Linked DNA regions of Homo sapiens: region 2 is linked to region 1. The links are chromatin contacts, found by Hi-C or POLR2A ChIA-PET in ENCODE. All regions are on one chromosome and are shown on one strand. Each heading gives the region's core, a stretch centred on a gene start or an enhancer-like site at or near the end of the contact. The rest is flanking DNA. Distances are from core to core; before and after follow the strand shown. Region 1 has its middle 62 kb from the start of MIR3681HG. Region 2 overlaps MIR3681HG (MIR3681 host gene).

Evidence for each region. A loop is a pair of places that touch in the nucleus more often than their neighbours do. ChIA-PET counts read pairs that join two places held with the same protein, here RNA polymerase II (POLR2A). Pooled maps may share reads with other maps.
Region 2: a loop to region 1 is called in a pooled map, with 2.9 times the contacts of the local background. The contact joins two enhancer-like sites. A Hi-C loop is called at or near these places in 1 of 168 maps with a recorded cell type or tissue (CD14-positive monocyte), 15 of 37 single-sample maps with no recorded cell type and 4 of 50 pooled maps. POLR2A ChIA-PET finds 5 or more read pairs at or near these places in 1 of 52 experiments (OCI-LY7).

Annotation. Positions count from the first base shown.
Region 1 is chr2:11,941,840-11,947,957 of GRCh38, reverse strand. No RefSeq gene overlaps it. Among named protein-coding and RNA genes, the nearest start is that of MIR3681HG, 62 kb to the left of the region's middle. Within about 2 kb of position 2,302, at least 5 of the 41 ENCODE cell types and tissues checked have a DNase peak (open chromatin) inside an H3K27ac peak, as active enhancers do.
Region 2 is chr2:12,054,574-12,060,691 of GRCh38, reverse strand. The region is part of intron 2 of MIR3681HG (MIR3681 host gene); the gene reads right to left. Among named protein-coding and RNA genes, the nearest start is that of MIR3681HG, 51 kb to the right of the region's middle. Within about 2 kb of position 3,096, at least 3 of the 41 ENCODE cell types and tissues checked have a DNase peak (open chromatin) inside an H3K27ac peak, as active enhancers do.

The DNA.
Region 1 (6,118 bases), core at 1,053-3,552:
ATATTGAGTATTGAAGGAGGATATGGAATGAACAAAGAAATGACAAATTCTTTAAATGATGAATATACTAATGACCCAGATCTGATCACTATACACTATATATGTATCACAATATCACTATGTACCCCATGAATATGTACAATTATTATGTGTTAATTTTAAAAATTAAATGTAATTTAAGTATATATAGTATATATATAAAACAAACTTGGAAACTCCAGATGGGTATGAATCTCAATCTCTTTCTAGCTGCATGGTCTTGGGCAGTCCATGTAACCTCTCCGAGCTTCTATTTCCTCATCTATATAATGTCCATAATAATACCTGATATGGTTTGACTGTGTCCCCACTCAAATTTCATCTTGAATTGTAGTTCCCATAATCCCCATGTGTGGTGGGAGGGACCTAGTGGGAGGTCATCGAATCATGGGGGTGGTTTCTCCCATGTGATTCTCATGATAGTAAGCTCTCATGAGATCTGATGGTTTTAGAAGGGGCTTCCTCCTTCTCTCAGCTCTCATTCTTCTCTCCTGCCATCTTGTGAAGAAGGACATATTTGCTTCCTTTTCCACCAAAATTGTAAGTTTCCTGAGGCCTCCCGGGCCCTGTGGACCTGAGTCAATTAATCCTCTTTCCTTTATAAATTACCCAGTCTCGGGTATATCCTTACAGCAGCATGAGAACAGACTAATACCTACCCTAGTTATCCCACAAAATCATTGAGTAGGTGTCATATGAGTATTGGTTATCATGATTGTCATAATGAGACAATTTGGCGAGATGAGGAAATGAAAAATATTAGGAAAACCAATCATTGCAATGGGGAAATAAAAACAAAACCAAATGTATGAGTTTCTCCCTACCTCATCTGCTGTTCTGGCCTTTTCAACAATTCGAAGGACCTACCTGCTAAAGCCCATCTTGGTTTCCTGATGGAAGTGATGCTGTGAGAGATCCACAGAATGTCATAGATAAGAATACTGCTAACTAATGGGGAAATGCCAGCAGACCATGCACTCTCCCCTAAGCAGTCCCAGAAACACAGAATTTCCTGAACCCAAGCCTTCCTCCATCCACCCAGGAAGGTGAGGGGTTTGGGGACACCATTCCTAATAAAAGCCTTATCTGTGTGCCTGACGCTAGGCTAAGATTTTCACATACATTTCCTTATTTAGTCTGTACAATTGCTCTGCAACATAGATATAATTCTCTAATATAATAGTTAAGAAATGTGAAGCCCTTTAGAAGTTAAGAAAGTTGCCTAAAAGCTCACAGTTAGAGTCAAAGCTGAGATTCAGATCTTGCTTTGAGTCAAAGTTAGTGTACTCCCATTTCCACATCATCTCCCAAGTCAAACCCGAACAAGCCACGACCAAAGGATTCCATGCTCTGCAATAAGCATTTATAATTTCACCTTCAATTCTTCCATTTATAGGGGAAAGCTTGCATGTAATTAATTTAAGGATGATTTCTCCATAAATTATACTTCAATCTAGTTCTATATTTAAATAATTAAGTTTGAAACAGAAAGACTAATGAAACTAATGGTTACCAAATTACTCGATTTTGAAAATCATTGATTTTCTCATTTGCCTGCTAAAATTAATCAATCTCATTTACATATACAGATTGCATTTGCTTTAGCTTTGAGATATTTGTTTTCCAAGTTTTTCCACCAGTTTCAAAATCCACTTTAAAAAAAACTCAGTTCTATTTCAATTATGCTTATTTGCATGGAAACCAAAGCCTTACTGCTCTAATTAATAATATTATGATTGTTCCTTTTATTTGAATACAATGTCCTTGTAACTTAAAGAATAAAGATTCAACCCAGCCAAGCAACTTTAAAAATACATATGGAAATGATCAGTATAATACAATTTCTTTTGGTAATAAGATAAATAAAAGCAAATTCTCCTGTTACAAAACACACAAAAAAATCCACTTTACAAAATACCTTTTTAGCAATTTCTACAAAACAATACTCTAAGATCTTATGACCATGTCATACTAAATGTCTATATATATGATGAGAAGGTATTTCCTGGAATGACTAGTGGGTGGGATAAGCCTAAAAGGATTTCCAAGAAATACAGAAACATAAGGATCCAATAATTTGAAAAAGGATTAAAAATATTCTAAGACTTTCAAAGTGCAAATTACCACGTACAAATTTGGTGGTTATAATAAGCCTTTTCTTTGCAATAAAATGAAAATTTAATAGAAAACGTATAGGAAGTGCAACTATTGAGTTGTGAAACTTTTGTTTCAGTTTTACTTTTCATATGCGGGCATGTAAATATGAGTGTACAGGCTGGGTACGATGGCTCAAACCTGTAATCCCAGCATTTGAGGAGGCCAACGCAGGTGGATCACTTGAGCCCAGTAGTTCAAGACCAGCCTGGGCAACATGATGAAACCCCATCTCTACAAAAAGTACAAAAATGAGCTGGGCATAGTGGCATATACTTGTAGTCCCAGCTACTCAGGAGGCTCAGGTGGGAGGATTGCTTGAGCCTGGGAAGCAGAGGTTGAAGTGAGCTGAGATCATGCCATTGCACTCCAGCCTGGGTGACAGACCAAGACCTTCTCTTAAAAAAAAAAAAAAAGAGGTTATAAGAGTGTGTGTGTGTCCTGAGTCATGAGTCATGGTCATGAAAGAAAATGTATTTGTTACTGTGGACTAAGGTCAAAAGTTTAAAAACCACTAACCCAATTGATCCATTGACCAGATGGAGTTTTGAAGGACTGATATTTTAGAGACTTCTGAAAATAATAATAGACTTTGTCATCAGACAGCTGGGTTCAACTCTCAACAAGTAACTCAATCTACCTAAATCTTGGTGTCACATTTGTAAAATGAAAATAATAGTAACACCTCACAAGTTTGTTTTGACATTAAAAAAAGATAATGTATGTGAGGTGTTTAGCACAGTGCCTGGCATATGATAATCAACAAATCTTGGCTATCATTTTCTAGAACTGCTGGAGAGCTTCTTTGTCTCTGATTAAAACATACCCCCTTCAAGGTGTATTCATTTCCTCTGAGTGACATCTGTCACCTCTTTAATGAGTTTTTTACCTTTTGTCCATGTTCAGTTGCTCCTCCAGACAGCCAAGGACCAGAGGCAGAATTCAGTGACCAACACTAAACATGAGAAAGAGCAGCCTCTCAGCAGTCCATGTGCATACTGATCCCCTGCTTAGCTTCAGACTCCATGTCAGTCGAGGTGAAGAAATAAAAAGGAGGTGAAACTGGCCCAATTGTCCCATAGAATTGATGTATGGTTTCTTTTGAATAAACACAGAAATTGAACCTTCCAGTCTTAAAACTTCAGAAGTTTACTTTTGTTTTATCGGAGTTCCTTTTTCAGGAAATCAACCATCAGTCCTGCCAAATAGTATCAAGGAACTGAAACTCACTAGATCACAGTATCTGGACAATGAGATGCCAGACCCCTCACCTGTCATAACTGCCTAATCAACCACCCACTGCCTGTTGACCAGCTCCTCTTCCTTACCTCTCACACACGGTTACATTTCTTTCTCCACTATATAAACCCCTAATTTTAGTTGTTGGGGAGACACATTTGAGACCGATTTCCCATCTCCTTGGCTGAAACACCCGATTAAAACTTTCTTCCCTGGTAATACTCATTGCCTCAGTGATTGACTTTCTGTGTAGTGAGCAACAGGACCTACACTGAACCCCTCGTGTTTCAGTAACAAAGGGTCACACATCCCTGTACCTCCATCTTATGCTACTTTTTTTTTTTTTTTTTGAGACGGTGTCTTACTCTGTCGCCCAGGCTACAGTGCAGTGGTGCAACCCTGGCTCACTGCAACCTCTGCCTCCTGGGTTCAAGCGATTCTTATGCCTCAGCCACTACAGTAGCTAGGATTATAGGTGTGCACCACCACACCTGGCCAACTTTCATATTTTTAGTAGAGACGGGGTTTCACCATGTTGGCCAGGCTGGTCTCGAACTCCTGACCTCAAGTGATCCTCCCGCCTCAGCCTCCCAAAGTGCTGGGATTATAGGCCTGAGCCACCGCACCTGGCCTATGCCACTTTCAAATAAAAATGCTAACATAACTAGGGAGATTCTGGGCCATCTTGGAATTCTTCATGACTCCTGGATCCTTTGTTTCTGTCACACTTGTCGTCTTCCGTATGGTTTACTTAGGCATAGAATGGGGAAAAGGAGATTCTAGAGAAGAAAAAAAATGCTAAGTTTAAATACTGATGAATCCTGGAATAATGAGGTTTAGGGTGGCTCAAACATGAAAAAATATATATAGGGATATGCAAGATATTCCACTGAAAATACCATATAGAGAAACATAAAGCAAGCTAAGGGTTCTGAGCTTTATAGTGTAATAAAAAACACAGGCAACAATTGCTGAGTCCTTCCTCACCACACATGATGCCCGGTGCCTTACACATATGAACTCAATTGACACTCACAACATCTATGGGGTAGGTTTTCTGGTAATCCTCAATTTTTGCATGAGATTTTTCAAGAAGCTCTTATTAAATGGTGAAGCTAGGATTCACAACTCCTGGCTATCTGACTCTGGGGTCGATACTCTTCAGGTTCTAGTGTCTTCCATGGGTCAGAGGGGGCCACCGGAAGCTTTTTTATTTATTTATTTTATTTTTTGAGACGGAGTCTTGCTCTGTCACCCAGGCTGGAGTGCAGTGGTGTGATCTCGGCTCATCGCAAACTCTGCCTCCTGGATTCATGCCATTCTCCTGCCTCACCCTCCCATGTAGCTGGGACTACAGGCGCCCGCCACCACGCCTGGCTAATTTTTTGTATTTTTAGTAGAGACGAGGTTTCACTGTGTTAGCCAGGATGGTCTCGATCTCCTGACCTCGTGATCCACCCACCTCAGCCTCCCAAAGTGCTGGGATTACAGGCATGAGCCACTGCACCCGGCCAAGCTTCTTATTTTTTTATTTTTGAGATGGAGTCTTGCTCCATTACCCAGGCTGGAGTGCAGTGGCGTGATGCTGGCTCACTGCAACTACCAGAGGCTTTTTAAACAGAAGACTGCATGCAAAGGCCAGCATTTTCTCTGTTCTTTCTGTGCACTCTGCAGAGTAGACCAAAGCCAGGAAAACTAGAGTCAGGAAAACTAGAGTCAGGGAGCCCCCTCCAGAGGCTGCTCTCTAATGCAATAGTCCAGGTAGAAGATCAGAGCAGGCATTGACACTGGGGATGGAGGGGAGAGGTTCCGATTTTAGACAAATTTGAGAGATCAGATCAATACAAATAGGTGATTGTTTAAATGTGAGGCCTGAAGTGACCAGCATGGGATCCAGGAGGGCTCTTGGGGCTTCAACTTGGGTAACCATGCGGGTGAAAGAGAGATCACCTGAAATCCTAAGTGCGGCAGGAGCAGGTCTGGGAGGCAGGATGAAGAGTTCAGTTAGGGCATGTTCACCAAGGTTTGCATGGAACAGCCAGGGAAGACAAAGTAGATGCGTACACAAAGAGGCAACAGAGTTTAAGAGCAGCGCTCTGGAGCCAGACTGCCCAGCTATGAATCTTCATTCTGACACTTAAAAGCTATGTGACGGAGGGTAAGTCAGTTAATATATGTAAAACACTGCCTGACACATAGAAAAAGCTCGGGAAGCATTAGCTATTAGAATGATTTCATAACCAGATGTCAGAACAGTAGGCACAGGCAGAAAGCATCCCCCAGCTCACTGCTTTCTCCCTTATATCCATCCTGGCTTTACCATATTTTAGGAACCAATTTGAGACCACATAAGGAATAACAGAGATGCCAAAAGGAATGAGAAAAGAACCCACCTGACATGGGTTCCTTCCCATTTGTTCCTAAGTTCTGCCCCCATCCCAGTGAGACCAAAGTTGCAGATGGCCTCTAACTTCATTCTTTGTTCTTTGCATATTCTGTTGAGTAATTGTCTTCGACTTGAATTTGGAACAGACTCCTTTAAGGGACTGTCATGAATAATGCAAAGTTAGAGACAGGTCCACATATGCTTGTGTTTTTCCACAATGTCAGGCTTTTATTAATGCTATTTCAATCACAAAAACCACGAGCTACATGGTCTTCCCAAGAAGGCAATTCTCCTTAGTAC
Region 2 (6,118 bases), core at 1,847-4,346, 110 kb before region 1:
ATTTATAAAACAGAAATTTGACTATATCACTTCTCTGTTTAAAAACCTCCTAAGGCCACTCCACAAGATTGAAGTTGAAACTCTCTCACTTTTAAAGAACTTTTGGAGAACTATATGATGTGGTCTCACCTGCTTTATGTTCTAGTCTATGGTTGGCAGATTTAGCAAATAAAAATACAGAACACCAGGTTTAAATCTACATTTGCATAAACTGAAAATAATGTCTTTAATGTAAGCATTTTTCATGCAATACTTGGGACATGCCAAACATATTCATCATCTATCTGAGATCCGAATCCCACTGGGCCTCCTGTATGTTATCTGGCAACAGCACTCCAGTTATACTGCTCTAATCATTCTTTCCCAAGCCATGCACTTGCCTGCCCTTGTGCAATTATTCATGACACTTTCACTACCTAAAGTGCTACTTTCTCCTTCCCAACCTGAAAATTCCTATTCATCCTTTATATCCCGGTACATCTTCTGTAAAGCTTCCCTGACAGCCAATATTCTAATTAACCACTCCCTTCTCTGTCCTTCTTTATGTATCTGCCCTTCTATACTCTCCACAGTGCTTTATAATTACTTATGAGTCACTCTCTTCCACTAGACTGAAAGATCCTTAAAGTGCAGGGACAGACTTTAGTCCATCTTTCACCTCCAACCCCCAGCTCAAGACCAGCATAGGATAGAGGCTCAATGAACTGTATTAAATGAATGAAGAGTAAACCACTAAATAATAAATAATGGGTATGACTTCAAACACATTCTCCCACTCCTCATGAAAGTGGAATTCTGTGAAGAAAATCATACAATATTTTTAATGATTTAAATCCTCTTCACCAAGAGACAGGGCAGGGGCCTCTGGGACAAGTTCCCAAACCACAAAAGTAAACATCCCCTCCCTAGAAGTGTTTCCACCCTTCATACTCAGCCCAGCAATGACTGCAATGCATTCAAGGTCCCTATTAGTGGGTAGGCTCTCCATATCCCCTGGTTCTCTGCAGTTTTTAATCTTGTCCATCTGTTTCCCAAATGTGAGTGTGGATTGCAATTGTCCTGAGTAACCAGTAATTTGTCTAGAATGCTCAGAACTGTCCTTGTCACCTGCCCCACTCACTCTCCCACAGCACTCTGCTAGCCCCTCCAAGGTGGACTTACTCCTCTTGCTTTCTGCTCTGGGCTGTTCGAGGTGGCAGGTCTACCTCTCATACCCCATGGTCAGCACCCAGCGAAGACACACTGAATACACCTGGCACATGCACAGTCTCCCCCTTGAACCCAGTGCCTCCTTATTCATGCCAGTGCCCCTCCCTGCCTGACCTCCTGGTCTCCATCCAGTCTCTCCTCCGTAAGCATTGATATTCATCCCCAGAATGGAGCTCCTTAAAGTAGTATACAATCTTAAGCATCTGCAGAACTTCTGTGGTTCATTCATACTATATTTTTGTTATATGAATGAATGAATGAATCATGCTTGTTCAAGAGCCATTCATTGAGAATCTAGTGGGAACCTGGCTACAGGCACATGATAATGATTACAACATAATTTCTAACAGCAAGGAGTTTGAAATTTAAGATAGCAACACCAATAGTTTCAATCTTTCCTGGACATATATTCAACTTCAAAGATAATTTGTTATCACACAGAAGACATCCAGTTGGTGGAAGAAAGGAAGAGTATTTTTTTAAAGAAGGATCTTCCTGACTGCTTATGCATTTACCCAAAATATGAGCATCATGTTAGAGTCTGGAATTAATCAGACCTACTGTCCCTTCCCCACCTTGATGAGTGTCCCTGTAACCCTTTGCAAGCAAGAGGAAGGGATAAAGAAAGTCAAATGGTCCAATGAAGAGTAAGAAACACAGAGAATCCCCCAAAGCAGTGGATGTGTGCTCTACTCTGTTAAGAAGGCAAGGAATGTTAGCCATACAAAACAGGTCTACAGAAATGATGAAAAGCCTTCATACAGAGTATGTGGAGAGCTGAATGTGGACATTCACGTATGCGGTATTATTCTTCTTCTTTTTTTTAATTATAGTGGCTAAATCAACCAGGACCATATTTGACTTTATTTTGTGCATTCATGTCTAGAAATTTTTAAATCTTACTAAGTAAAGGTATTGTTCCATGTATAAAGAAACTATCTGTGAGATTTAGTTCAACTCTCTTGAATTTTGGAAGCTAAGTATGATGGTGAGGATGATGACAGAGCTTTGAATTGCATGCACCTTCTGTGTAGCAAGTACTGAGCCGGCCTTTGACACGTATCATTTCATATAAATCTCAGAACTGCCTTGAAATTAAGCATTATTAGCCTCCTTCTTCAGAGGAAACTGCAGCTCAGGGAATGTGTGCTGTATCTAACGTCACATAGCTAATAAGGGTCTTAGTATAGCTCGAAACTGAATTGCGTCTCTAAAGCTCATGTCTTTTCAATCCCTAAGCATCCATCTGACATGGATGAAGATTATGATCAGTCACTCAATCAACAAAGTGCTTTTAGAACATGTGATGAGCACAGGGAAAGAGCAATATATTGAGGCATTCCCAAGAAAGTGTACAAAGGTCCTGGATGAGTATCCTAGGATCCTGGACTCAAGCTCCCAGCAGAGTCAACCCTCCACCAACAAGCCCTGTGGCCTTGGACAAATCTCCTACCCTGGCTGGGTCTCACTTTCCTTGTGTGTTTCATCTGTGATGACAATAGCCTCCTCACAATCACACAGAGTTGGTGTGAACATTGGATGAACCAGTGTGTAAGAAAGCGTTTTGTAAAGTGTCAAATGCTGTAGAAATCTGAAGTGCGAACTTGTTTTTTCCGACAAGTTTTAAGGTAAACAGGGACTGGAAAAATTACCAGAGGTTTTCTCGAGCAGGAAGTGGAGTGAGAAGAGGCAGAAGGAGCCCCGGGTTGTCAAGGGCCCCCCTCTCTTCAGCGAGGCGACCATGCACACAAAGGAAGCTGAGTCACCCCTGCTCGGCAGGACCCCAAGGCCATCAATTGAGTCTGCCTGTGAGAAAGCGGAAACCCAAATCCTGCTGTCCCCACGGCCCCTCCTGCTGCCGGCCCCCTGTGGTTGGCCAAGTCACCCTCAGGGCCCTGTGGTTCCCTTCTGTGGCTCAGCTGACAGAAACAGCTGGCGTGGTCCATGCTTCACCAGCCTGCATGCCTCTCAGGGTGGGTGGTAAGAAGTCAGAGGGGCCACTGCAAACCCAGAGACTCCAAAGTGACTCCTCTGTGGCTCTCCCCCTTGAATGAATTCTGCCTGCAAGGACATGCACCTGTCAAGCCACTGCTTTGGTTTATTTCGAGGTCACATGCAGTAGGAGACCTTCATGGCACCATTTATGATGAGGGTCTCATAGGAGGTAGAAGGGACTAACTCGAGGGGGTTCTGGAAGGTCCATCTTCCAATTACCTTGAAGCATGATAAATCCCCCACAGCTTTGAAAGCCAGAGGCCCTCTGTGGAGAACAGGAACATCTCAGAGCCCCCACACACTCAGCAGACAGTTCAGACCCAGAGACATAGGCAGTGTCGGCAGAGACCGGTGTTCCTTCAGCCAGCTGTCTCAGTCTGGTCACCCCTGTCTTTTGGCCTGAGAAGCCAGAAGACAAAAGTTAAAGGGAGGTGGGTAGCCATTTAAAAGGATAATTTATTCAGGTATCAAGAGGAATATGAATCAAAACCTTCCTAGAGCTGTCCCCCAGGCCAGGGCAGATGGAACACGAAGCCTGTGGAGTCACCTACACCAGGGGCCAAGCTCCTGCCTCACCACTTCTTAGCCAGTGCCCTGGTACAAGGCAATATAAACTCACTGGACTGCCATTCTTTCTCCTATTCCAAGGAGATGGTATCTACCCCACCCTAGTTCAGCCCCCACATGGGGCTGTTGTGAGGATCAAAAATGATGTATCTAATGGAAATGTATCTATTAGGTTCTCAACCTAAGGAAACCATATTATTATATGTACTGCTATAGGGAGGCCACAGCATCAGTGTGAAGTCAGGCTTGATCTGAACTGATCCAGCATTATCAAGAGGTGATCTGGTATGAATGCTTGAAGTCAGAGAGCAGCTGCCTCAGACTTTCAGGTACAGAATGGACCATGGAAGGCAGGAACAGACTCTAACCCTCTGAGTGGGTATCAGAGTCCTATTTAACAAACTGGAGCTGCAGGCAGGGCTCCAGAATTAATTGTAAAGCAATGCTCCGGCAGGATTTGAGGCAGAACCTCTGCATCACATCCTCAGAAGGTGGGGCTCAGCCTCTAGTTAAAGTCTCTCTTCCCAGACCCTTCCCTGCTCAGGTGAGGACCTCAAGAAGCCCCCACCTCATGTCCATTGCAGTCCCCTGCAATTCTAACCTTCTTGCTAATCCCATAATCCATCCCTAGCCTGCTGTTATGGGTTGAATGATATCCCCCCAAAATAAGATACGTTCAAGTCCAAACCCCCCAGTACCTTAGAAATTGACGTTATTCGGAAACAGGGTCTTTGCAGATTTAACCAAGATAAAGTCAATTAGGGTGGGCCCTAATCCAAGTGACTGGTGTCCTTACATGAAAAAGGGAAATATGGACACAGACACAGACATGCAGAGGGAAAGTGATGGGGAGAGACACAGGAAGAAGACGGCCCCGTGAAGACAGAAGGCTATGTGTGATGCATTGGAAGACAGAAGGCCATGTGTGATGCATTGGCATGCCAAGGAGCACCAAAGATTGCAGCAAACCACCAAAAACTAAAAGGAGGCAAGGGAGGAGTCTCCCCAGAGTCTCAGCGGGAGCATGGCACTGCTGGCACCTTGATTTTGGATGTCCAGCCTCCAGAAATGAGAGATGGACTTAGATTGTTCTCAGCCGACCAGTTTGTGCCTAGGAAACTAGTACACCTAGGAGTGTGGATTACTTTGGTTCAGCAAATACTCCTTGAGTTCAGTGTAGTGGGTAACACAGAGAGATAGACAATTACAATCCTTCATGAGAACTGTGATGGTGAATACACATTCAGAAGGGAACACAACTAACCACAGGGGGCAAGGGCTGGAGGAAGCCCTCTTAGAGGAGATAATGGCTGAGCGAAATCATTCTCATATGGGAAAATGCAAGTAATTTGAGTTCTATAAATTTATAATCATTATATTCAAGGCCAAAAGAATCCTTTCAACAATTACAAAGAAAGGATGTGTGGCTCAGCCAATGAAAAGTGTGAATAGAATTCAAGAAAAAGAAGCTAAAACCATAAAACAAATTAAGAAAAAAATTCAAAAACTCTGGTCCCTGTTGAATTCAGATGACTTATCTGCTTGTTAAAGCAAGAACAGTCACTGCAGCTGTGGGTTCAAAATTATCAGGGCTATCCCTTTAAAATAGCCTATAATTCCTTCCTTTTTCCTGACTCCAACTGGCATTTCACCAATGCTGGGGTTTGGCTTGGTTGTTTGTGTTTAGGCTTTTGAGAAGCTTTTTCTCACCCTCTGCATTATCAACTCTCACTTAGACGACCCTCCCTTGTAATCCCCAAGCCCCATTCTTTTCCTTTACATTAGGCCCACCCAAGTGCACTGTGTCAGTTACATGTCAAGCACACGCCATGGGAGCTCTTGCTGCAGGGATTGCTCTTTCCCATCACTGTATCCCTGAAGCCCAGCCCAGGACCTGGCATGGAGTAGTGTTCAATGCATGCCTGTAGAGGGGATTTTCAAAGGGCAACCATCCCAGAATGGCCCGGGTCACTGTTTCTCACTGGAATCCATAACTCCTTGGGATTTTGAGGCCGTGAATTCAGATTTGAGAAGCACACATCTAGCTAGTAATGGGTAAGTGTCTGTGGCAGGATTGCATGATTTTACATATTTGTTTAGTTTAATTCAATTAGCAATGTTTGAGCGTCTACTTTGCACCTGGAGTTGTGCTGGAAAAAAAAAATATGGATGGAAAGAAATTTTTGTCGGCCTCAGTTATTGGTGTCTATACCTTATTAGTTCACAGAAGAGCTAGTGTTTTTTTTAAAGTCTTACTGGTAAGCTAATTCCATCTCCTTTCATGTTAAACAAAGAGAAAGTGAAGCCAAGAGAGGTGAACTAGAGGGAGTAGAGCGCTGTGCTTATG